Regions from separate parts of the Homo sapiens genome. Here region 1 is linked to region 2. A link is a loop called in an ENCODE intact Hi-C map of the cell type or tissue named here. Cell type or tissue: B cell. All regions are shown on one strand.

The links. A loop is a pair of places that touch in the nucleus more often than their neighbours do. Peaks named below come from ENCODE experiments on the same cell type or tissue, not always from the same donor. Only the 100,000 strongest peaks of a DNase experiment are listed, where the experiment ranks them.
Region 1: it touches region 2 in a loop (2.5-fold over the local background); 4 of 110 quality-filtered maps call a loop at or near these places.

Annotation. Positions count from the first base shown.
Region 1 is chr14:53,104,473-53,112,472 of GRCh38, forward strand. The region is part of intron 1 of DDHD1 (DDHD domain containing 1); the gene reads right to left. Among named protein-coding and RNA genes, the nearest start is that of DDHD1, 45 kb to the right of the region's middle. RefSeq lists an enhancer at 4,544-4,843. In B cell, no CTCF peak of the experiment used is centred here; a DNase peak (open chromatin) is centred at 4,649; H3K4me3 peaks cover 1,763 bases; H3K27ac peaks cover 3,739 bases.
Region 2 is chr14:53,214,354-53,222,353 of GRCh38, forward strand. The region is part of intron 5 of LOC105370502 (a long non-coding RNA gene); the gene reads left to right. Among named protein-coding and RNA genes, the nearest start is that of DDHD1-DT, 65 kb to the left of the region's middle. RefSeq lists a silencer at 3,138-3,557. In B cell, CTCF peaks have their summits at 3,304 and 3,507; a DNase peak (open chromatin) is centred at 3,268; H3K4me3 peaks cover 1,129 bases; H3K27ac peaks cover 912 bases.

The sequences.
Region 1 (8,000 bases), 110 kb before region 2:
TTAATATAAAATCCAGACTAGTGTTTAGAAATAGTGTGTGTGGTAGTAGTGTGTGGCACTTTTTAGAGCTGCCTTGGAGACTAGAGGCTTCTAGTACATATACAGGATAAATGAAACTATTATATTAGTAAATATTTCATCTACTTTAGGGAAAAAAAATCAAGAAAAACTTTCTTGGCTAACTTTTGATGAAACACTATTCCTAGAAACCCAAGACTTTTAGTTGTTATTTAAAATAAACTACAACTGTCAGCTAAACTATCTTGAATTCTTTAAAACAATTTTTTAATAAAGCAAAAATAAAATAAAAATAACAAAACCCTAAAAGTAAAAAGCAAAATGAAACAAATGGATCTAATTATGTAGAATGCTGGTGGTTTAATCATATAAAGAGAAATTATTTCAAGTGAATTTAAAACTCCGTCATTTGTACATACATATTTGGAAATAAAATATGGAGAAAAAGAACTGCAAACATCTTAAACCTTTTGCAATAACCATATTGTTAGTAATACTATTTGTATTACTAATTTGAAACTGTAGGTTAAGATGAATGTATTAATTTTATTAATATCATTAGGAACCTAGATTTTAAGCATAAGACAAAAGAGATACAAATATAAAAATCAAATAAATAAAAAAGCTTGTAATCATAAATTTTAATTAAAAACTTCAGTATGGACTAGTGATGTATTTTCTCTTTGTAAAAATGTCCTAGTAAAGGCCTAGAACTGAAGACAAACCCAGTATAAGTGAACACTCCTAATATAAAGATTGTGAACTATAAATATCATTTCCCATTAAAAGAAACCAAGAGTCCTTGAAAAAAATGGCTAACTTCAGGTTTGAGACAAGAAATATACTAGATGATCTTGAGACATCTTGTCATACCAGATTTGTACTGTGATGTATTTAAAATTTTCTATTATGTGTTTCTATTGCTACTTGCATTCTCCTATATTCTGCTATAGTGATTCTGGTATATTTAGGTGTTTGCTGTGTCATTTGGTACCTAGATACTAAAAAATATTATAACTTCATTGTGAATTATGGCTTTAACCATTATAAATATACTCTGTCATACTGAATAGTTTTTGCCTGGATTCTACTTTGTTCAGCAAAATGGAAACTCCTGATTTCTTATTTTTTCCATTTGCCTGTAATATCATATACATTCCTTTATTTTTGATGGTTGGAATCACTGTTTTATATGTCTCTTGTGTAAGGCATAGAATTGGGTTTTGCTTTATAAAGCCATTTGAACACCTTTTTATTTTAATAGATGAGTTAAGCCCATTTATGTTTACTAATATGATTGACATATTTGAACTCAACTCTATCTTTATAGTTACCATGTTTGTTATTCATACGTATTCTTTTTTTTCCTTTATGTGGTATTTCTGCTATTTTTTTATTTTTTGTACTTTCTTTTGGTAGTTAGGAAAATTTTAATTTTTTGTTCCAGTGGTTCTCTCTCTCTCTCTCCTGTGGTGGTGGTGGTGGTGGTGTGTGTGTATGTGTGTGTGTTTTAGAGTAACCCAAATCGACTTTTTGCCTACTTTACCTTTTATTATCTGGTCAATCCATTTAAAAGGTATTGTATGACTCTCACTTATTACCTATATTGTGGAGAATAATCTTAATTCTTTGTTCACCCACTTATTTTTAGTTTTATTCTTTTTACTTTGTCAGAACATATAAAAATTACATCTATGTCCCCAACACTGTTTTAAGTCTTGGATCTACATTTAAATATAGTAAATTATCACCACATATTTCCTAAATTCTTGTGTGTTCAAACTGTTTATCTGATACTCTAAAGACAGGTTGGCTAGCTTGTGCTTTATTTCTTTGAGTTTTTAAAAATGGTGCTCTACTGTAGCCTTCCTTTGAATATTGTTCTAGGCCAGGTGCAGTGACTCATGCCTGTAATCCCAGCATTCTGAGAGGCCGAGCCAGGTGGATCACTTGAGGCCAGGAGTTCAAGACCAGCCTAGCCAACACAGCAAAACCCCAGCTCTACTAAAAATATAAAAATTAGCTGGGCATGGTGGTGCATGCCTATAATCCCAGCTACAGGAGGCTGAGGCATGAGAATTACTTGAACCTGGGAGGCGGAGGTTGCAGTGAGCCAAGATCATGCCCCTGCACTCCAGCCTGGGTGACAGAGTGAGACCAAAAAAAAATATATTGTTCTTAAGGAATCTGATGTCAGCCTGATTTTATTAATAATATAATCTTTTTTCCCCTCTCAAGAGGCCCAGGAAAAAAGTCTTTAAAATCTAATAGTTTTACTAGGCTATGACTCAGAGCTGTTCTGTATTAATCTGTCCATGATGGGGCCTTTTAATATGTAAAATTTGAAATTTCCTATTATTTCTGAAAAGTGTTGAGTTATGGTTTAATTAGTTCTGTTCTAGTGATTTGCTTTTCTTCTTTAGGGACTCCAATTTTAAGTATGTTAGGTCTTCTTTTGCCTGTATTGAATTTAAACTACTTTTTACATTCTCTTGGTTGTTTTCCTTCCTTTTATCAATGGCTCTTATTAGATTTTTATTTGAATCTATTCTCCACGGGCACCTTGTAATTAATATACAGTAGTCCCCCCTTATCTGTGGGGGATACATTCCAAGACCCCCACTGGATGCCTGAAGCCTTAAATAGTATTGAACCTTATAATGTTTTTGCAATATATACATATTTATGATAAAGCTTACTTTATAAATTAGGCACAATAAGAGATTAACAACAACTAATAATAAAATCCAACAATTATAACAATGTGCTAGCATCACCACTCTTGCGCTTTGGAGCCATTATTAAATAAAATAAAGGTAACTTGAACACAAGCACTTCAAAACCACCACAGTTGATCTGATAACCAAGACAGCTACTAAATGACTAATGGACCAGTGGCATAAACAGCTGCATATCCTAGACAAAGGAATAACTCCCATCCTGGGCAGGATGGAGCAGGATGGCTGGAGACTTCATCACACCAATCAGAAAAGCATCCAATTTAAAACTTGTAATTGTGGCTGGATACAGTGGCTAATGCCTGTAATCCCAGTACTTTGGGAGGCCGAGGCAGGAGGATCACCTGAGGTCAGGAGATTGAGACCAGACTGGCCAACATGGTGAAACCTCATCTTTACTAAAAATACAAAAATTAGCCAGGCATGGTGGTACACACCTATAGTCCCAGCTACTTGGGAGGCTGAGGCAGGAGAATCACTTGAACCCGGGAGGCGGAGGTTGCAGTGAGCTGAGATCGTGCTGAGAGACAGGACTAGCTGGATTTTCTAGGCTGACTAAGAATCCCTGAGCCTAGCTGGGAAGGTGACTGCATCCACCTTTAAACACGGGGCTTGCAACTTAGCTCACACCCGACCAATCAGGTAGTAAAGAGAGCTCACTAAAAAGCTAATTAGGCAAAAACAGGAGGTAAAGAAATAGCCAATCATCTATTGCCTGAGAGCACAGCGGGAGGGACAATGATCAGGATATAAACTCAGGCATTCAAGCCAGCAACAGCTACCCTCTTTGGGTCCCCTCCCTTTGTATGGGAGCTCTGTTTTCACTCTATTAAATCTTGCAACTGCACTCTTTTCTGGTCCGTGTTTGTTACGGCTCGAGCTGAGCTTTCATTCCCCATCCACCACTGCTGTTTGCCACCATCGCAGACCTGCCGCTGACTTCCATCCCTCCGGATCCGGCAGGGTGTCTGCTGTGCTCCTGATCCAGCGAGGCGCCCACTGCTCTTCCCGACTGGGCTAAAGGCTTGCCATTGTTCCTGCACAGCTAAGTGCCCGGGTTCATCCTAATTGAGCTGAACACTAGTCACTGGGTTCCAAGGTTCTCTTCCGTGACCCACGGCTTCTAATACAGCTATAACACTCACTGCATGGCCCAAGATTCCACTCCTTGGAATCCGTGAGGCCAAGAACCCCAGGTCAGAGAACGTGAGACTTGCCACAAGCTTGGAAGCAGCCCGCTGCCATCTTGGGAGCTCTGGGAGCAAGGACCCCTGGTAACAGTGCCATTGCACTCCAGCCTGGGTGACAGAGCAAGACTCTGTCTCAAAAAAACCAAAACCAAAAAACAAAAACAATTTAAAATTGCTTATTTCTGGAATTTTCCATTTAATATTTTTGGACTCTAGTTGACTGTGGCTAACTGAAACTGCAGAAAGCGAAACCACAGCTATAAAGCTGGATTACTGTAGTCTCCCGAGATGGCTTTGCCTTTCTCTTCAATTTCTTTCCTGTGTTCAATCAAATTTTGTTGCACTTCTTCCTTTTTCACTTCTTTTCATGTCAGAGTTTAGATTTCTGCTTCTAAGTTTGTGGTTTTTGTAGTATGTTCACAGATTTGTTTGAGAATATTTTATTTGGTTGGAGCACTGAGATGCCCTTTCCCTTTGCATTTGCTTTTTTGGGGAGAAGTTTTATCAACTGAAACACTTTCTTTCAAATTTTTATATTCCTCTTAAAGTAGCTTTGTGTAGCATTTGATTCATTTCTATTCTTGAGCATAGGGTTCTTGGGTTCTTAGTTTAAGAGCATTCACTTCTGCAGATTAGTAAAGAGGAGCGCCTATAATGGACGGTGTTACGGTGGAGTTGTTGGGTGGGGGTTGGGTTGCCGTGCCTTGTTTCTCTTTCATTTCTCTAGAAGCCTCAATTTTATCCCCACTTCCTTCCTTTCCTCTTGCTGCCATGCCTCCAAGAGGTGTCGTTCTTTTCTCTGTCTCTTCTAGGAGCAATGCTACTCTGAAGCTGCTGCTTGTGGCCCCTCTCACTTTCATACAGCTTCCTGTAGCTAGTTCTATAAATTACCAAGTCCTAGGCCTGTCTTTGTACCTGGCAACGCTGAGGACTTTTTCTGAGGGTGATGTTGCCTGTGGTTTATTTTAACCTCTGTTCCCTTCTCCTATTTTCTCAGTCTCTTAAGCCTTTCCTTACCCAGCTCTTCCCACTCACAGGTTTGTAGCAGCAACAGGAACCATTGTAATGTGCTATTTCCTTGTATAAAGGTAATTAAAAATTCATGGTATCATCTGTCTTGCGGTAGTGCTGAAAGTGTCAGTTATGTATGGTTTCTGTGTATATATATGTGTGTGTGCATGTGTGTGTGGAGTCCTTTTGTTCTTACAGCTTTTGGGGAGGACATGCGGAGAGATTTAGATTTGGACAGTTGCCATTATCTTCCAGACCCAGAAGCTCATCTCATTTAACAATAATCTTAAAAGGCTATCATTCTCCCAACTTTACAAATGAATAAGCTAAGTCTTAGTGAAACTAAATAATTTGCTTAAAGGCACATAGCTACTAGTAATGTGAGAACCAAGATTCCAACCAAAGTTTGAGTTCAAAGTTCATTCAAGCTCTTTCTACTACATAATACAACCTATACTCTCAAATACAAAATGCATTTTCAGCTCTCATTTAGTTCTCACCTCCCAAGCAGTAGAGGTTCTTTACTGGTGTTCAACCACAAATAGTCATGAAACCCTTAGCTTCCTGGAAAAAAATTGAACAAAACAAAACACACACCCATTTTTCCACCTGCATTCCCTATCACAGTGAATGGAAAGCTGACAGTATTTAGGTGGCTACCCAAGGCAGAAACCTGGGAGTCATCCAAGATGCTGCCTCCTCAAGTACTTCTTACAACTGGACACTAAATGCTGTTTATTCCATCTCCTAAATCACTCTCAAATTCATCCCTTGTTTATCAGGCCTACAGTCATTATTTGAGTTCACACTAATCATTTCTTGTTTTATTTCAGAAGCCTCCTACGTAAACTCAGTATCCCTAGTTTCAACTCTACAACACTCTCACCACCATTACCCAATGCCTACTCACAAGCAAGTGTATATGTAAGTACATGCACATACATTCAGATTCCCTTCATTTACTCTCTCCTCCTTAAAACCCAGAATGTGTTGTGCTGGTTCTTACTTCTGTATCTTGCATATGCTGTTCCTTCTGTCTGGGATGCTTGTGCCTATTTTCTACATTTAGCTAGCTTTTACATTTACTTCTTCAGGAAAGCCTTTCTTCACCTTCTATGATTTCACTGAAATAATTCTGTACATGTCTGTCAGTATTTTTCTTAACTGTATTCTATTTAGTCTTCCTCCTTTCTCTGGAATTCTTAGATACAGGTGTTATGTCTTCATACATCTTGAGAACTCAAAAGATAAGAGTAACTATCATAGCTAGGCGTGGTGGCTCAAACCTGTAATCCCAGCACTTAAGGACGCTGAGGTGGGCGGATCATCTGAGGTCACGAGTTCGAGACTAGCCTGGCCAACATGGTGAAACCCTGTCTCTACTAAAAATATAAAATTAGCTGGGCTTGGTGGTAACACGCCTGTAATCCCAGCTACTCAGGAGGCTGAGGCAGAAGAATCTCTTGAACCCGGGAGGCGGAGGCTGCAGTGAGCTGAGATCACACCATCGCACCTGCACTCCAGCCTAGGTGACACAGCGAGAGTCCGTCTCAAAAAAAGAGAAAATAACTAAGTCATTATCCTAATTACAATTGCTAGGAAGAACGGTCTTTATTGAAATCAAAAGAAGAACATGGGTTCTTCTTGACTGAAAAATAATTCTAAGGTTCATTTTCTACTATGCAAATGCTTGAGTGGATCTCATGTGTGAGTAGGAATACATTCGCAATAAAGATATTTATGTGGCCGGGCGCGGTGGCTCACGCCTAGAATCCCAGCACTTTGGATTGTCTAATCCAGATCAGCCCCTGAACTATTAAATATCTAATGTATTAATGCACTGTTGCCATCAAACCATCCTTTATGTTTTCTTATAGAAAAACATATTCTAAGTTATAATTTAGACCATCAAGCATTTATTTCTCCATTAGGGTAAAGACTATATCCCATAAATCATTTTTTTTTTTTAACAGTAGCTAGGACTGGGTAGCTATTGGTGATAATGACTCTTCCTTCTTCCCTGTAGTTAACGTGCTTACAGCACAGGCATCAGGCTTTTTCTGAATTAGAAAGACAAAAGGCAGCTTGGTACCTGTGTACTGTAGACTTTGAGTTTTCCTGTACAGGTCATGCAAAAGCTGTTATGCATTACTAAGAGGAGGCTAGGTATCTTGGTGTTTTGGTAATTATCTTTAAAGTTTATTACCCCCCCCCAAAAAAATACATTAGACTCAGCAAATTAAGAATTTTTCACTTTAATGCTTGATATGTAATATACATTGAATTAAAATCCATTTTACAGAACTAGAGTTGAACAGAAATACAAGGTTTCAGCTATTCAGGTACAATTTCTTTGCAACCTCATTTCTTTACAACCTCATTAAAATTAGTCTGGTTATTGAAATGTAATATTGTGGATAATTAAGATATTCCAAAGCTAACTGTCCAATTGAAAGCACAGAACACTTCCTAAAGTATTTAACACTTCCCTTAGTAAACAGAATAGGGTAAATATAAATTTACATTTTCAAGGCATTACCTTAATTTATTATGAAAGGGAGCTTTGTCGTGGAAGCTATATATACTGCTTATATTGAAAGGATTTTGACCACAGAGTAGACGTTAAACATTGTCTGTGTCTCTACTGTCAACTTTGTCTACTGCTAATCTGTATCAGTCTTAGATGAATATAACAAGTTACACAGGGCCTGGCGTGGTGGCTCACACCTGTAATCCCAGCACTCTGAGAGGCCGAAGTGGGCGGATCATGAGGTCAAGAGATCGAGAACATCCTGGCCAACATGGTGAAACCCCGTGTCTCTACTAAAAATACAAAAATTAGCTGGGCATGGTGGCACACTCCTGTAGTCCCAACTACTTGGGAGGCTGAGGCAGAAGAATCGCTTGAACCCAGAAGGCAGAGGTTGCAGTGAGCTGAGATCGTGCCACTGCACTCTAGCCTGGCAACAGAGCGAGACTCCATCTCAAAAAAAAAAAAAAAGTTACACAGTTTAATGTGACATGAATTGAGCTAGGTAAAATT
Region 2 (8,000 bases):
TGTTGTCTTTAAAAGGTATAACTGCCCGGCTGACAGTATTGCATGGGGCTTGGCTCTTAGGCATGGCTCAGCATGGCTCTTGTACTGGTGCCCAGAGAAACAGAGAGAGAACCAGAGCTGTCTTTCTTGTGGATGGACAGAGGGGAGCCAGGTCATGGCTTGGCTTGTCTCTCGTGCCCAGGGAAACAGAGAAAGAGTTAAGCTGCTGACCCTGAAAGCAGGGGAGAACCGGCTGTGCAGCTGTGTGTGTGGGAGCAGTTCAGAGCAAGCAGCCGAGACAGGGAGGACAGTGCGAGAGAGACAGTGTAAGTAAGCTGCTGATGAGAAAGCTGTTGATGAGAGCTGCTGCTGAATAAAATCATCTTTCACCTGCCTAAGGCTCCCTGAGTGTTCTTTCTCTTCATCCATCTACTCTCTTTGGACCTCAACATGACAATTGGCATAGTCATGAACCTGACACTATATATTGGTTGTTATGTCCCAAATCATCTTTGAAATGAATTAAAGTGTGAATAGATAATAAAAAGCAAATAAAATCAATCAACCCAATACTGACTTCCCTACTAAGGCCAAGGTTATATATCTAATAGCCTCCTGAACAGGTGTACCTGGACATTTCATATAGGCATTAAAAAATAAACATTTCCCAAATTGCATATTTACTCACCTAAAACTTGCCCCCCACCTTTAGATTCTGTCATTGTTTACTCAGAACCTTGAGAATCATCCTCAACTCTTCCTTTTTCTCTCACTTCACATGTACACTCAATCACTAGCTTTGTCAATTTTATCTCCTGTCAACCTTAGCTCTTAAACAGTTTTCAAGTCCAATGTGTTCTCATCACTTGCACTTCCACTGCCCTAAATCAGTCCACTAATACCCCTTATCTGGTCTATTGCAATGGTCTTCATCCTGGTTTTTCCTCCTCCAGGCTTGTGGTTGAAAGTTTCTCTTTCATACTGTTTTCAGCATGATCTTTCTAAAGCGCAAAGCAGACCACACCATAGCCTATTTTACAATAACCCTCCATCACTGATAAGACAAAACTTTAGAATGGCACAGACAACTCTATAATTTGACCTCTGCTTATAACGTTATGTCCATCTCTGGTAACTCTTATCTATATACCCATGTCCATCAAGATGAGACTACTTGTAGCTACCAAAACATCTTATTCACCAACTTATTTGACTGCCTGGTGAAAGCTTGTTCATTCAGAACACAACTCAGACATCACCATTTCATTGACATTGTCTCTGACATCTCCCCACTTTCCTCCAAAGCTAGAGTGAATTGCCTTCTCTGTACCTCTGAGCCTTACACATCTTTACACTTGCATATAATTTTCTTCAACATTTTATGAGGAAAATTTTCAAGCAGAAAAGTTGAAAGAATTTTGCAGTGATCACACAATTAATGTTTTATTGTGCTTACTTTGTCACATCTCTCTCTCTATCCATCAATCCACGTTTTTAGAAAAATGCTTTTCAAAGTAAGTTGCAGATATCGATATACTTTTTTCCAAATAACTCAGAATACATATCACTCAGAGTTCCTACATAACATATAGAGTTCTATATTTGTTTGTAATTCTTATTTTAAAATTTCATGTTAAATTTATGTACAATGAAATGTGAAATGCACAAATCTTAAGTGTACCATGAGATTCACTAAATCATACATGTGAGTAACCTACACACCTATCAAGATATAGAATATGACCCTGACCCTGAAAACTGTACTCAAGCCCCTTTCCAGGAAGTCTTCTCTTCTAGAGGCAGTGACTATTCCAATTTTCTTCCAACTAGTTTTGCCTGTTATAGAACTTTATATAAATTGAACTGTACAGTATATTCTCTTTCATGTAAGACTTCTTTTACTCAGCGTAATGTTTTTGAGATACATAGGTTGTATGTATCAGTACATTTTTTTTTTTTTTTTTTTTTTAAGATTCAGGGTCTCACTCTGTCGCCCAGGCTGGGGTGCAGTGGTGATCTTAAGTGTACCATGAGATTCACTAAATCATACTGTGTCCAAAATTGGTGGGTTCTTGGTCTCACTGACTTCCAGAATGAATCCGCGGACCCTCGCGGTGAGTGTTACAGTTCTTAAAGATGGTGTGTCTGGAGTTTGTTCCTTCTGATGTTCGGACGTGTTCGGAGTTTCTTCCTTCTGGTGGGTTCGTGGTCTCACTGGCTTCAGGAGTGAAGCTGCAGACCTCCGTGGTGAGTGTTACAGTGCTTAAGGCAGTGCGTCTGGAGTTGTTCATTCCTCCCGTCTGGAGTTGTTCATTCCTCCCAGTGGGCGCGTGGTCTTGCTGGCCTCAGGAGTGAAGCTGCAGACCTTTGCAGTGAGTGTTACAGCTCATAAAGGCAGTGTGGACCCAAAGCGTGAGAAGCAGCAAGATTTATTGCAAAGAGTGAAAGAACAAAGCTTCCACAGTGTGGAAGGGGACCTGAGCGGGTTGCCACTGCTGGCTGGGGCAGCCTGCTTTTATTCCCTTATCTGGCCCCATCCACATCCTGCTGATTGGTCAGTTTTACAGAGAGCTGATCGGTCCGTTTTACAGAGAGCTGATTGGTGCGTTTACAATCCCTGAGCTAGACACACATTGCTGATTGGTGTATTTACAATCCTCTAGCTAGATGTAAAAGTTCTCCAAGGCCCCACTAGATTAGCCAGACACAGAGCACTGATTGGTGTGTTTACAAACCTTGAGCTAGACACAGAGTGCTGATTGGTGCTTTTACAAACCTTGAGCTAGACACAGAGTGCTGATTGGTATATTTAAAATCCTTCAGCTAGACATAAAAGTTCTCTAAGTCCCCACCAGATTAGCTAGATACAGAGTGCTGATTGGTGCGTTTACAAATCTTGAGCTGGACACAGAGCACTGATTGGTGCACTTACAATCCTTTAGTTAGACACAAAAGTTCTCCAAGTCCCCACCAGATTAGCTAGATACAGAGTGCTGATTGGTGCATCTACAACCCCCCCTCTCCCACTAGACACAGAGTGCTGATTGGTGCATATACAATCCTCCCCTAGACATAAAAGTTCTCTCAAGTCCCCAACTGACTCAGGAGCCCAGCTGGCTTCCCCTAGTGAATCCTGTGCTGGGGACACGCTAGCAGAGCTGCCTGCCAGTCCCGCGCAGGCACGCCCACACCCCTCAGTCCTTGGGCAGTGGATGGGACCGGGCGCCTAGGAGCAGGGGGCGGCGCCGGTCGGGTAGGGTCGGGCTGGCGGGAGCCCGGGGCGGGGCTTGGGCATGGCTGGCTGCAGGTCCCCAGCCCTGCCACACGGGGAGGCGGCTGAGGCCCAGCAAGAATTCAAGCTCCGCGGGGGCAGGCCAGCAGTGCTGGGGGACCCGGCGCACCCTCCGCAGCTGCTGGCCCGGGTGCTAAACCCCTCACTGCCCGGGCCGGCGGTGCCGGCGGGCTGCTCTCAGTGCGGGACCTCGGAGCCTGCGCCCACCCGGAACTAGCCGCGTTCAGCCCTGGTTCCCGCCCCCGCCTCTCCCGCCACACCTCTCCACAAGCAGAGGGAGCTGGCTTCAGCCTCAGCCAGCACAGAGAGGGGCCCCCATAGCGCAGTGGCGGGCTGAAGGGCTCCTTGAGCATGGCCAGAGTGGACGCCAAGGCTGAGGAGGCGCCGAGAGCCAGTGAGGGCTGCTAGCATGTTGTCACCTCTCAATACATGTGAGTAACCTACACACCTATCAAGATATAGAACATTACCCCCACCCCGAAAAGTGTACCCAAGCCCCTTCCCAGGAAATAATCTCCTTTAGAGGCAATGACTATTCTGATTTTCTTCCAACTAGTTTTGCCTGTTATAGAACTTTATATCCATTGAACTGTACTCTTTCATGTAAGACTTCTTTTACTCAGCATAATGTTTTTGAGATACATAGGTTGTATGTATCAGTAATTTTTTTTTGTTTGCTTTTAGATTCAGGATCTCACTCTGTCACCCAGGCTGGGGGGCAGTGGTGCAGTCATAGCTCACTGCAGACTTGAGCTCCTGAGCTCAAGGAATTCTCCTGCCTCAGCCTTTCAAGTAGCTAGCACTGCTGGTATGCATCACGACCTCTGGCTAATTTTTTATGTTTTTCAGTAGAGACAGGGTTATTATTATTATTATTATTATTTTGTGACAGATTCTCACTCTGTTGCCCAGGCTGGAGTGTGGTGGCACGATCTTGGCTCACTGCAACCTCCGCCTCCTGGGTTCAAGTGATTCTCCTGCCTTAGTAGCTGGGACGACAGGCGTGTGCCATCACGCCAGCTAATTTTTGTATTTTTAGTAGAGACAGGGTTTCACTATGTTGGACAGGCTAGTCTCGAACTCCTGACCTCAGGTGATCTGCCCGCCTCGGCCTCCCAGAGTGCTAGGATTATAGGCGTGAGCCACCTCATCTGGCAGGGTCATTATTTTTTAAAAGTCTTTAAATTACCAAGTAATATTCCATTGTATAGATATACTAAATTCTAAAAATCCATTCTTCAGTTGAAGCACACCTGGGCTGTTTCCAGTTTCTGGCTATTGTGAACAAAGCTACTATGAATATTCCTGTGAAGGTCTTTTTGTTGATACACACACGCACACACTCAATTATATGACTGATATTTTTGGGTCATAGAATATTTACATTTAGTTTTTGTTTTTAAAAAAACTGCTGTACTTTTCCCCAAAATGATTATACCATTTACACTCCCACCAAAAATCTGTTGCTTCATATCTTCATCAATATTTGGTATTGTGTGAGTTTTAAATTGTAGACATTCTGGTGGATGTGTAATAGTGTTTCATTATGGTCTCATAAAATTTTGGTTTACTAGTCTTTCTCTGCAGACTTTGAACTTCCTGAAGACAGACATTTTATTCATATCTTCTGTACCTAATAATGTCTGATATAGAGTAGGGCTCAACAAATATTTGTTAAATTGAACTGATCTGAATTGAATCCTTCTGTACGTAGCAAATAAAAAAACCCACTTCTTTCCTCACTTTATCCCTTTAATCAAAAGGCAGGGTGAGGTTTTTTTTTTGTATTGCTTTGTTTTGTTTTTGAGACTGGGTCTCACTATGTCGCCCAGGCTGGAGTGCAGTGGTGCAATTATGGCTTACTGCAGCTTTGACCTCCTGGGCTCAAGTAATCGTCCCACCTCAGCCTCCTGAGTAGCTGGGACTACAGGTAAGTGCCACCATGCCTGGCTAATTAAAAAAATTTTTTTTTCAAAGACATGCTCTCGCTATGTTGCCCAGGCTGGTATTGAACTCCTGATCCCAAGAAATCCCCTCACCTCATCCTCCCAAAGTGCTGGGATTACAGGCATGAGCCACCATGCCTAGCTAGAATGAGCTCTTCTGTTATAAGCAGTAACATTTAAATTAAGATTAGGGTGCTATCCACCTGGAGTGATTTGGGGCTCAAAGCATCTCTTTCCCTAAATATTTGTTCCATTGCTCCTCTTTTTATTTATTTTTAATTTTTTATTTAATTTTATTATTACTATTTTTTGAGATGGAGTTTTGCTCTTGTTGCCCAGGATGGAGTGCAATGGCGCAATCTCGGCTCACCACAACCTCTGCCTCCTGGGTTCAAGCGATTCTCCTGCCTCAGCCTCCCGAGTAGCTGGGATTACAGGCATGCACCACCACAGCCAGCTAATTTTTGTATTTTTAGTAGAGATGGGGTTTCTCCGTGTTGGTCAGGCTGTTCTCAAACTCCTGACCTCAGGTGGTCCGCCTGCCTCAGCCTTCCAAATTGCTGGGATTACAGGCATTAGCCACTGTGCCCGGCCTATTTTTTAACATTATTGCATTCTTTACACATTTTTCAAATTGACAAGTAACAATCGTTAATATTCATGGGGTACACAGTGATGTTTTGATACATATAATGTACAGTGATCAGATCAAGGTAATTAGCATCCATCATCTCAAACATTTATCATATTTTTGTGTTGGAACATTTAACATCCTCCTTTTAGCTATTTGAAACTGTGATATATTATTGTTAACTTTAGTCATCCTGCAGTGATATAGAACAATAGAATTTATTCCTGCTATCTAGCTGCAATTTTGTATCCTTTAACAAGTCTCTCCCTCTCCATCTCTTCCTCCTACACTTCCCAGTCTCCAGTATCCTCTGTTCTACTTTTCACCTCTATGAGATCAACTTTTTTTAGCTTCCGCATATGAAAGTTAAACACCTTTCTGTTTCTGGCTTATTTCACTTAACATAATGTTTTCCAGTTCCATCCATGTTGCCATGAATGACAGGATTTCTTTATGTGGCTAACTAGTACTCCACTGTGTATATATATCACATTTTCTTTCTTTCTTCTTCTTTTTTTTTTTCTTGAGACAAGAGTCTCGCTCTGTCACCCAGGCTGGAGTGCAGTGGCTTGGTCTTGGCTCGCTGCAACCTCTGCCTCTGGGGTTCAAGCGATTCTCCTGCCTCAGCCTCCCGAGTAGCTGGGATTACAGGCACCTGCCATCACGCCTGATTAATTTTTGTATTTTTAGTAGAGACAGGGTTTTGCCATGTTGGCCAGGCTGGTCTTGAACTCCTGACCTCAAGTGATTCACCTGCCTCAGCCTCACAAAGTGCTGGGATTACAGGCGTGAGCCACTGGGCCCGGCCATATACCACATTTTCTTTATCAATTTCTCTGTCGTTAGACACCTAGGTCAATTCCTTATCTTGGCTATTATGAATAATGTTGTAATAAATATGGGGGTTCAGGTGTCTCTTTGATATAATGACTTCATTTTCTTTGGGTACATTCCCAGCAGTGGGATTGCTGGATCATATGTCAGTTACATTTGTAGTTTTTCTGAGGAAACTCTATACTGTTCTCCATAGCAGTTGTACTAGTTTATATTCCCACCAATAGTATATGAGTTCCCTTTTCTTTACATTCTTGCCAGTGTTTGTTATTTTTTAGTTCCCTGTATATTCTGAATATGAATTGTCTGATGAATGAATAGTTTGCAAATATTTTCTCCCATTCTGGGGGTTGTCTTTTCATTCTGCTGATTGTTTCCTTTGCTGTGCAGAAGCTATTTAGTTTGATATAATCTCATTTGTTTATTTTTGCTTTTGTCGTCTGTGCTTTGAGGTCTTATTTATAAAATATTTTATCAGACTAATGTCCTAAAGTGTTTCCCCTATATTTTCTTCTAGTTGTTTTATTGTCCTGGGTCTTACATTTAGGTCTTTGATCCATTTTCAGTTGATTTTTGTACAGGATAAGAGGTGGAGGTCTAGTTTTATGCTTCTTCATACAGATATACAGTTTTTCTGGGATCATTTATTGAAGAGACTGTGCTTTCCCCAATGAGTGTTATTGGCACCTTTGTCAAAAATCAGTTGACTGTAGATACGTGGATCAATTTCTGGGGTCTTAATTTTATTCAATTGGTCTATGTATTTGTTTTTATATCATGTTGTTTTGATTATTTTGAGATCTGGTACTGTGATACTTTCAGCTTTGCTCTTTTTTTGTGCAGGATTATTTTAGAAACTTGGGCTCTTTTTTGGTCCCATACAAATTTTAGATTTTTTTTTTTTTCTGTAAAGAATGTCATTGGTATTTTCATAGGAATTGTGTTAAATTTGTAGATCTTTTTGGGGTAAGTATTGTCATTTTAACAATACTAATTTTTCTGGTCCATGAGCATGGCTTGTCTTTTTCATTTGTTTATGTCTTCTTCAGTTTCTTTCATCAGTGTTTTGTGGTTTTCCTTGTAGAGATCTTTCACCTCCTTGGTTAGATTTATTCCTAGGTATTTTATTTTATTTTATTTTTGGTAGCTATTGTAAATGAGATTGCCCTCCTGTTTTTTTTTTTTTCCAGATAGTTTGTTGTTTCTGAAAATAAATGATTTTTGTTTATTCTGTATCCCACAACTTTACTGAATTTGTTTACTGGTTCTAAGAGTTTTTTTGTAGAATCAATCTTTTGGTTTTTCTATATATAAGGTC